Regions from separate parts of the Mus musculus genome. Here region 1 is linked to region 2. A link is a loop called in an ENCODE intact Hi-C map of the cell type or tissue named here. Cell type or tissue: left cerebral cortex. All regions are shown on one strand. Links, peaks and the distances in the headings refer to the core of each region. The heading gives the core; the rest is flanking DNA.

What was found. Hi-C counts contacts between places; a loop is a spot of excess contacts. Peaks named below come from ENCODE experiments on the same cell type or tissue, not always from the same donor. Only the 100,000 strongest peaks of a DNase experiment are listed, where the experiment ranks them.
Region 1: it touches region 2 in a loop (2.8-fold over the local background); 1 of 42 quality-filtered maps calls a loop at or near these places.

What each region holds. Positions count from the first base shown.
Region 1 is chr17:65,372,275-65,375,726 of GRCm38, forward strand. The region is part of intron 13 of Tmem232 (transmembrane protein 232); the gene reads right to left. Among named protein-coding and RNA genes, the nearest start is that of Tmem232, 170 kb to the right of the region's middle. In left cerebral cortex, for the core only: a CTCF peak has its summit at 1,774 (motif pointing left); a DNase peak (open chromatin) is centred at 2,491.
Region 2 is chr17:65,556,595-65,560,046 of GRCm38, forward strand. It overlaps Gm35400 (a long non-coding RNA gene), which reads right to left and starts at 3,444. Exons shown (of 4, transcript XR_385703.3): 1 at 2,413-3,444; 2 at 1,062-2,317; 3 at 788-860. In left cerebral cortex, for the core only: CTCF peaks have their summits at 1,820 (motif pointing right) and 2,889 (motif pointing left); DNase peaks (open chromatin) are centred at 579, 814 and 1,806.

The DNA of each region.
Region 1 (3,452 bases), core at 487-2,986, 180 kb before region 2:
ATGTATGGTTATAATCAACATCTCTCTTATAAACTTGATTTTAAGTTCCCATGGGACAGAATATCTGTGGTGTCCAGTAAATGATGATTGAAGAAGTGCATGAAAACTCAGCTATCTTAACACACAATTTTGAATGAATCCTACTGAGAAGATAGGATAGAAACACGAATGTGAATCTGTTTGAGAAGCTAGCAGACATACCCCTGGCTAGGGCTTATTTTTCCTTTATTCTATGGTGGTAGTGGTGGTAGCTCACAATATATATAGTGCATATAGTGCTTTGTGAAGGAATCCAGCTTCTCTTGGGAGTTCTGTTTTCCTCTTACCACTCAAATCTGGAGAACATGTCTGCTGTGGTAAAGCTAGGATAGCTGGAACCTCATTCACCCTGAGAGGTGACAGGTGCTTGTTCAGTTCATGGTCAGAGATCAAATATCTGACCCTATCAAGTTTTTAAAAGAGAAAAAGATTAAGACCTGTAAATTGCTTGCTTCGTGTTTTCTGAGAGCTCTGAAAGAGGAATAATTTGATTAATGTCACAGCCAAGCTTTTCCTTCTAACCAAGCAGGTAATAAGAGCTTGTAAACTACTGTGAAAACTTTTTACAACAAGCTCAGTACTTCCCTTTTCTTTGGCAGACCAATGAGGATATGAAAAATAAAATACAAAACATGTAGATTTCATTTTTGTTGCATAATTTTGTTGTCCTGTAAGGGTGTCATCTTGTTTCTAGTTAATCTGTATTCACAATATAAAATTTCTTTCTATTTCACTGATATCATGCTAATACCTGTGTCATGTTTAAAATTCTGCAACCTATCATTCCACTCTTAACGAAGAGTTCACGGAAGGATGACTGTTGGAAGGTAAGCATGTGTGGTGAAAAGTGGGAATGGAAGTTATGGTGTGGTCACACTGCCGCAAAATCTCATCTCACCTCAGTCTCAACAGAATGAAGAAGTGAGACCGCGTCAATCTGCAAAACTACACAGCAAGCCAAAACATAGAGAGCCAACCCATGGGGTGGGACAATTAACACCTCACATAAAGAACTACAGGAGACTGAGGGAAGCTAGAAGCAGTAAAGATGCTTCCCCCCCAGGAAAGAACACACCCATTGTCTGTCTGGTGCCAAAGGCCAGCCCTGAAAATATGCATACAAATAACTTATGGGAACTCAACAAGTTATACTAAGAAAAATATATGTATAGACAGATACATATGCATGCATTAACAGTGAAAAGGAGGTCATGAATTTAAAGGAGAGTAGGGAGGGGTTATGGCAGGGTTTGGAGGAGAAAGGGGGAGGGATAAATGTTGTAATCAAACTATAATTTTAAAAACAAAAAGAAAAGTTGATATCTAAAATATGTAAATAATTCATACAATTCAATGACAAAACATTTAAAAAAAAAAACTAAAAGTAAAATCCACAGATAACTTGATTATTGGCAAAGACAATCTGAGGGCATTTTTCTAAGAAGTCGTTCAAATGGCCAACATGTGTACAGCAGTATCTTCACCATAACTAATCAAGTCAATAATCCAAACCACAATGGCCTGTGACCTCACATGGAGGAAGGTCGCTGTAAGGACTTAGTCAAAAGATCAATGTGTGACAGGTGGATAAAAGAGAGCATTGATAGGCTGGAGAGATGGCTCAATAGTTAAGAGCACATACTGCTTTTTCAGATAACCCAAGGTCTCACCATTCATGTTGGGTGGCTCACATGCACCGTAGCTCCAGCTGCAGGGGACTTGGCACCCTCTTGTGGCCTCCACAGGAATGTGCACCCATATGCACATACCCACAGATATGCACACACACACACACACATAATAATAAAATAAAATTTTAAATAGTGCATTCATATATTGATGGTCCAGATATTTGGGGTGGGGGAATCTTCAAAAAGATGAAAATAGAATTATGACCTGACTCAGGATCCCAATTACTGCATCTAAAGGGGGGAGAGGGGAAGTGGTATGTGGAAGGATTATTGGTACTCCAAATCTCCAGAAATTTTAACACTTTGCAGGACTGATCTAAAATGATAGTTGATTTCTTATCACTCAGATATCTCATAAGAGACAAGAAGTAGAAGCCCATTCTCTGAAGAAGCACTCTACTTCTTTACTTCTCTCTAGTCAACAACTGTGATCAGCAATGTGGACTTTGGATACCACTATATTACTTTTCCATGATAAATCTACTCAGCACAACCACTGTGGTTAATACTGTTAATTTGATAGGATCTGGGATTAACTAAGAGAAGTGCTCCTAAGTGGATGTGTGAAAACATTTCCAGAAAGGATTACCTGAGAGGGGAAGACTCTCTATCTGAGTGTGTGCACCTTTCAATGCATGGCCCAGGCATCTGAGCACGAAGCCATGTTGATTGTCTGCACTGGCTCCTGTGAGTGCATCTGTCTCTCCCTCCATGCTGCTGCCACTGCTGCTGCTGTCACGACGGTGGCCGCCCCCATCCTCTGACAGCATCAGCCTCCGGCTTCTTCAGCACTGCAGTGGACTGAGAGCAAGCAAGTCTTCATGAATCTTCCAGGTTTTCTATGCCAGGCTGAGGTTGTTGAAGAAGTCAGCTCCATGGAGTCAGCGTTTCCAGCCTCACCAGGGTACAGATACCCATTGAACTGCCCGTGTAAACTCATTCCCATCCCTCTGCAATGTAAACCGTTTGAGTCTCCTTTTATAATATATAGGTAGTCTGTTGGTCCAGTTCCCATAGAGAATCCCACTTATTACAGCTGTAAAGTGTGTGCTCACAAGCACATATGACATGGTGAAACTGGCTATAAGCCGTTCTTAATTAGATAGAAGCAAGAGGATAACAATATATAAAAACAAAACCATTGTAACATTGTATTTTCTCTGAAGGTTCCCAGCAAGTTGTATCATGAGGAAAAAAAAAAAGCAAGCAAAAACATGAGATGCTTTTTGCTGACTCTTTATTACAGTCTTGGTAGTGCAATGCTGCTTTGTGAAGAAAATAAGTATTTAAGAAAATCTATTAATGACTGAACAAGAAAATAAGGAGCTAACGTATCTGGGCACCTTACCTATGTTCTTCTCTTTGGGATAAATCTTAAAGAATCATGCAGTTCTTTTGATGTTAAACTTCTAAGGCTTAAAGAATTTAACTAGTTTACTAACATCAATTTTTAAAAAGGAAGCTGTCAGAAGGTAGAGTTGATATTATATGTGATCATGAATGGTTTTAAGGTTTTAAGTAATTATATTTTTAATATTTATATCACTTTTTTACATAACTGTTTTGTCTACATATATGTATGTGCAAGTGTGCGCATGCGTGGTGCCCACAAAGGTCAGAAGACGGCATCAGCTTCCACCATAACTGGAGTTAGGGTTGGTTGTAAACCACTATGTGGTGCTGGTATCAAACCCAGGTCCTCTGCAAAAGCTACAACTGAAT
Region 2 (3,452 bases), core at 394-2,893:
CTGGGAGCAAAGCAAATGCTGATGTTCAAAATGTAACAAAGCAGGCTGGAGAGGTGGCTCAGAGGTTAAGAACACTGACTGCTCTTCCAGAGGTCCTGAGTTCAATTCCCAGCAACCACATGGAGGCTCACAATCATCTGTAACGGGATCTGGTGTGTCTGAAGACAGCAACAGTGTACTCATTAAAAATAAATCGATCTTTTTTTTTTTTTAATGTAACAAAGCAATAACGTTGGTTGTCAACTTGACAGGACCTAGAATCACGAAAGGCTATGGGCGTGCCTACAAGGGATTCGATGGAGTAGGTTGGCTAAGGTAGGGAAGCCTGGCCTAATTGGGAGATAACACTCTCAGGGCTGGAGTCTTGAATGAAAAGAAACCAAGCTGAGCAGCCGGGGTTCCTGCTCCCTGACTGTGGGTGTAACAGGGCCAGCAGCTGCAAGTTCCCGCCCCCCTGGGACTTCCACGAGGAGCTGGTCGCTGGAACTTTGAGCCAGAATAAACCCCGCATTCCTTGAGTTGCTTTTGTCAACGTATTTTATCACCACAACAGAAACTGTAACTAAGACAGATGGTGTTATTGTGGCAGAAATTTCTAGGAAACTGAGTCACCAAGCCATAGCCGTGTTCCATTGGGGAAAGGAGAGTTCACTACACTGGTCCCCAAACCACACTGTAGTGGTGTCAGCCCCAAGTCTTGGGTCCAATATCCTTTATTAGGTGGGAGTATGGAAGCAAGCCAACATGTCCGTTCAGGGGTGGCAGGGCAGTGTGAAAAGTCACTTACCACACCTCCTCCGTGCCTTCTGTTTCTGGAGATAACCACAAGCAGGAGGGGACATCTCAGTGGAACTCGAGCCCTGGGGAATTTCCGTTGTTTTAACACATGGCAGTTTGAGGACTCTCCACCCCATTCTCTCCTCTCCTTTGTCAGAATCCCTTGTGACCCTTCTCAAGGCACCTCTGATGCCGGTGGAGGGCATGGAGTCTATCTGTTGCTCTCCTGTTTCTGGTGACAAAAGTTAGGCATGGACCCAACAGGACAGCCAGGAGGATCATACCCAGGGGCGAGGCAGAAGCAGCCATGGGCTCCCGGAGGTCCAGGTGTCACCACCCCAGGAAGGTCCTTTTGTCGAGTCTCCGACCTTGCTTTCCACCAGCCATGTGGTATTTTCTCTACGATCCCTAAGTGGTTTGTGCAGAAACAGCAATCTTTTCCTCTGAAGACACACCTATGTCACCTTTCAGCTATGATTTCGTAAGGCTTCTGTCTAGTTCTGCAAGGCGACTGTAACTCTGCTGGCCTAGCCTGAGGCCCTCTTCGATTTGATTGGACAGCTGGCTATGCCCGACCTGTTGGATCCTGAGCTTAGTTGCTCCTGTGACAGCAGCGCCATTGAGGGGCATCTCCAATAACGTTGAGAGTAAGATGGGATTCCTCTCTTTCCGGTGATGAGGGCCTTAATATTGGTCTACCTCTGGTACAAGGAGAATATCTAGGTCTGGAGTCAGGAATACCATCCTGCCATCCCCCACTGGGTAACAGGTTCCATCTGCACAATCGAAGCATGTGCCATTTAGGCCTTGGTTCAAGTCACCAAGGTGCAGCTTTCCCCTGCTTCCCCTGCCTGGACATGTGGACCCGTCAGGCGGGAGTCAGCAGGGCTGTCCAAGACTGTTTGGCTTTCTAGAGTTGGGCTAGTGACCCCAGCACGGGTTAAGTTGCCTGGCTGGTCTTCACACAGATCTAGCAACCAACCGTTTTCCCAGTTCTAACTCCACCAAGCCACTTGCAAGTTGAAGCGTTTTCACTAGAGGGCGCCAGAGTCAAATCTGGATAAATCTGGTTTTTTCTCAGGATGGAGCAGAGGCTCATGGGTGGAGCCAATTGACCTCGCTCTCAGGCATAGAGGCACTGGCGGAAGCTCTAACCATTTGAGGGTCCATCCGTCTGTTTCATCCCTGCCTTCACACATCCCAACCCAAAGATACCAGGACCACCCCTGTTCTAACTTTGTTATCTTTAGTTTCAGAGTATCTCTTGTCCCGCTTCCGGGCTAGTCCCTGACAAGGAGACCCCTTGTCCTTCCGCGGGTGCACTGTCCTATGCCCCTGGCAAAGTTAAGTCCACACGGTCACAGCTTCTTAAGAAGGACCGGTATTTTCCCCCACAGTGATGTTCCTTCCAGGGGACTCATCCATATGCTATGCATGCCAATTGTTGCAAATTTCCTGGGACAGGGCTCAGTGCCGCTGCGTTTCTCTGTGATGGCTGAAGGACTGACAGTAATTGGCTTTCTCCTAGTCCATGCACCATCTGAAGGAGAGAAGACGGGGTCCCAAAGGGGGGTAGTTAGTTTTATTGAGTGGTCTCCCACAGAGCAATCCCATGGTTCACAGAATCAGTATTACCTACTGGCCTGGAGGCTCCAACAATGTCGATGCGTCTTTGGTGAGCTTCCCTGTGGGAGGGGTTACCATGGAGATGGCTGCTCCTGTGTCAAAGATGAAGTCCATCTTTGCTTGGGCCCAGCATCTATTTTGACGATGGGCTCCTAGGGCCAATTGTGACCGAACCTGGCGGTGCTCGGTCTGACCTGTCTCCCAGGTGACAGCCTCAGCCCTCGTGGGGGCTTCAGTTTCATTGCAGCTATGCTAGGGACCTCTTTTTGTTTGGGGTTTGGGCACTCATTCTTCCATTCGCCTTTCCCCTTGCAATAGACACACACACACACACACACACACACACACACACACACACACACACACACTGGTGCAGAGTTCCTGCCATATCGAGGGAGTAGACTTTGCAGACAGCCCTCTATCTAGTCTCCACCAGGGGACACCCCCTCTGTCTGATGCCTACCTGGCCTGCCACCTAGTGGTAACTTACTAACGCAGGCCCACACCCTTCGCTCACCCCATAGCCACCACCTGACCCCAATGGCTTTTTATCAGGTACCATTTAGACACTCAAAAATCACAACTTTGGTCCAAATTGATCACCCTTTGGCTGCCGGGTAGTGTGGTTCATAGGATATGCCACAGTGCACAGGAGGCAAGAGCCTTTCCCAACAAATAAGGGCAAAGCCAACGGAGCACGCCAACCTGCCACAGAATATTGGGTGCCAAATTGTGCTTCCAAATTAATAGCTAATGAGGTTACTCTCATTAGTGTTCTAAACAGAATATTCAAAGGCAATTATACAGAATGTTTTATCAATATGAACTGTAGGTGTTTTCCTTCTTAAATTGTTTATTATCCATAAGCCCCCATCCAAACCTTGTTGTCCCTTGGCCAGAGCTTCCATTTAGTAACTAGTGATCAATATATACACGTTGATCTGGGGTAAAGAATAAATGTAAATCGAGAATTTCACCATCTCAATTGAACCAATTATTCAACATCTGGGAGAAAGACCAAGGAAATATGAACACATAATGCCCTGTGT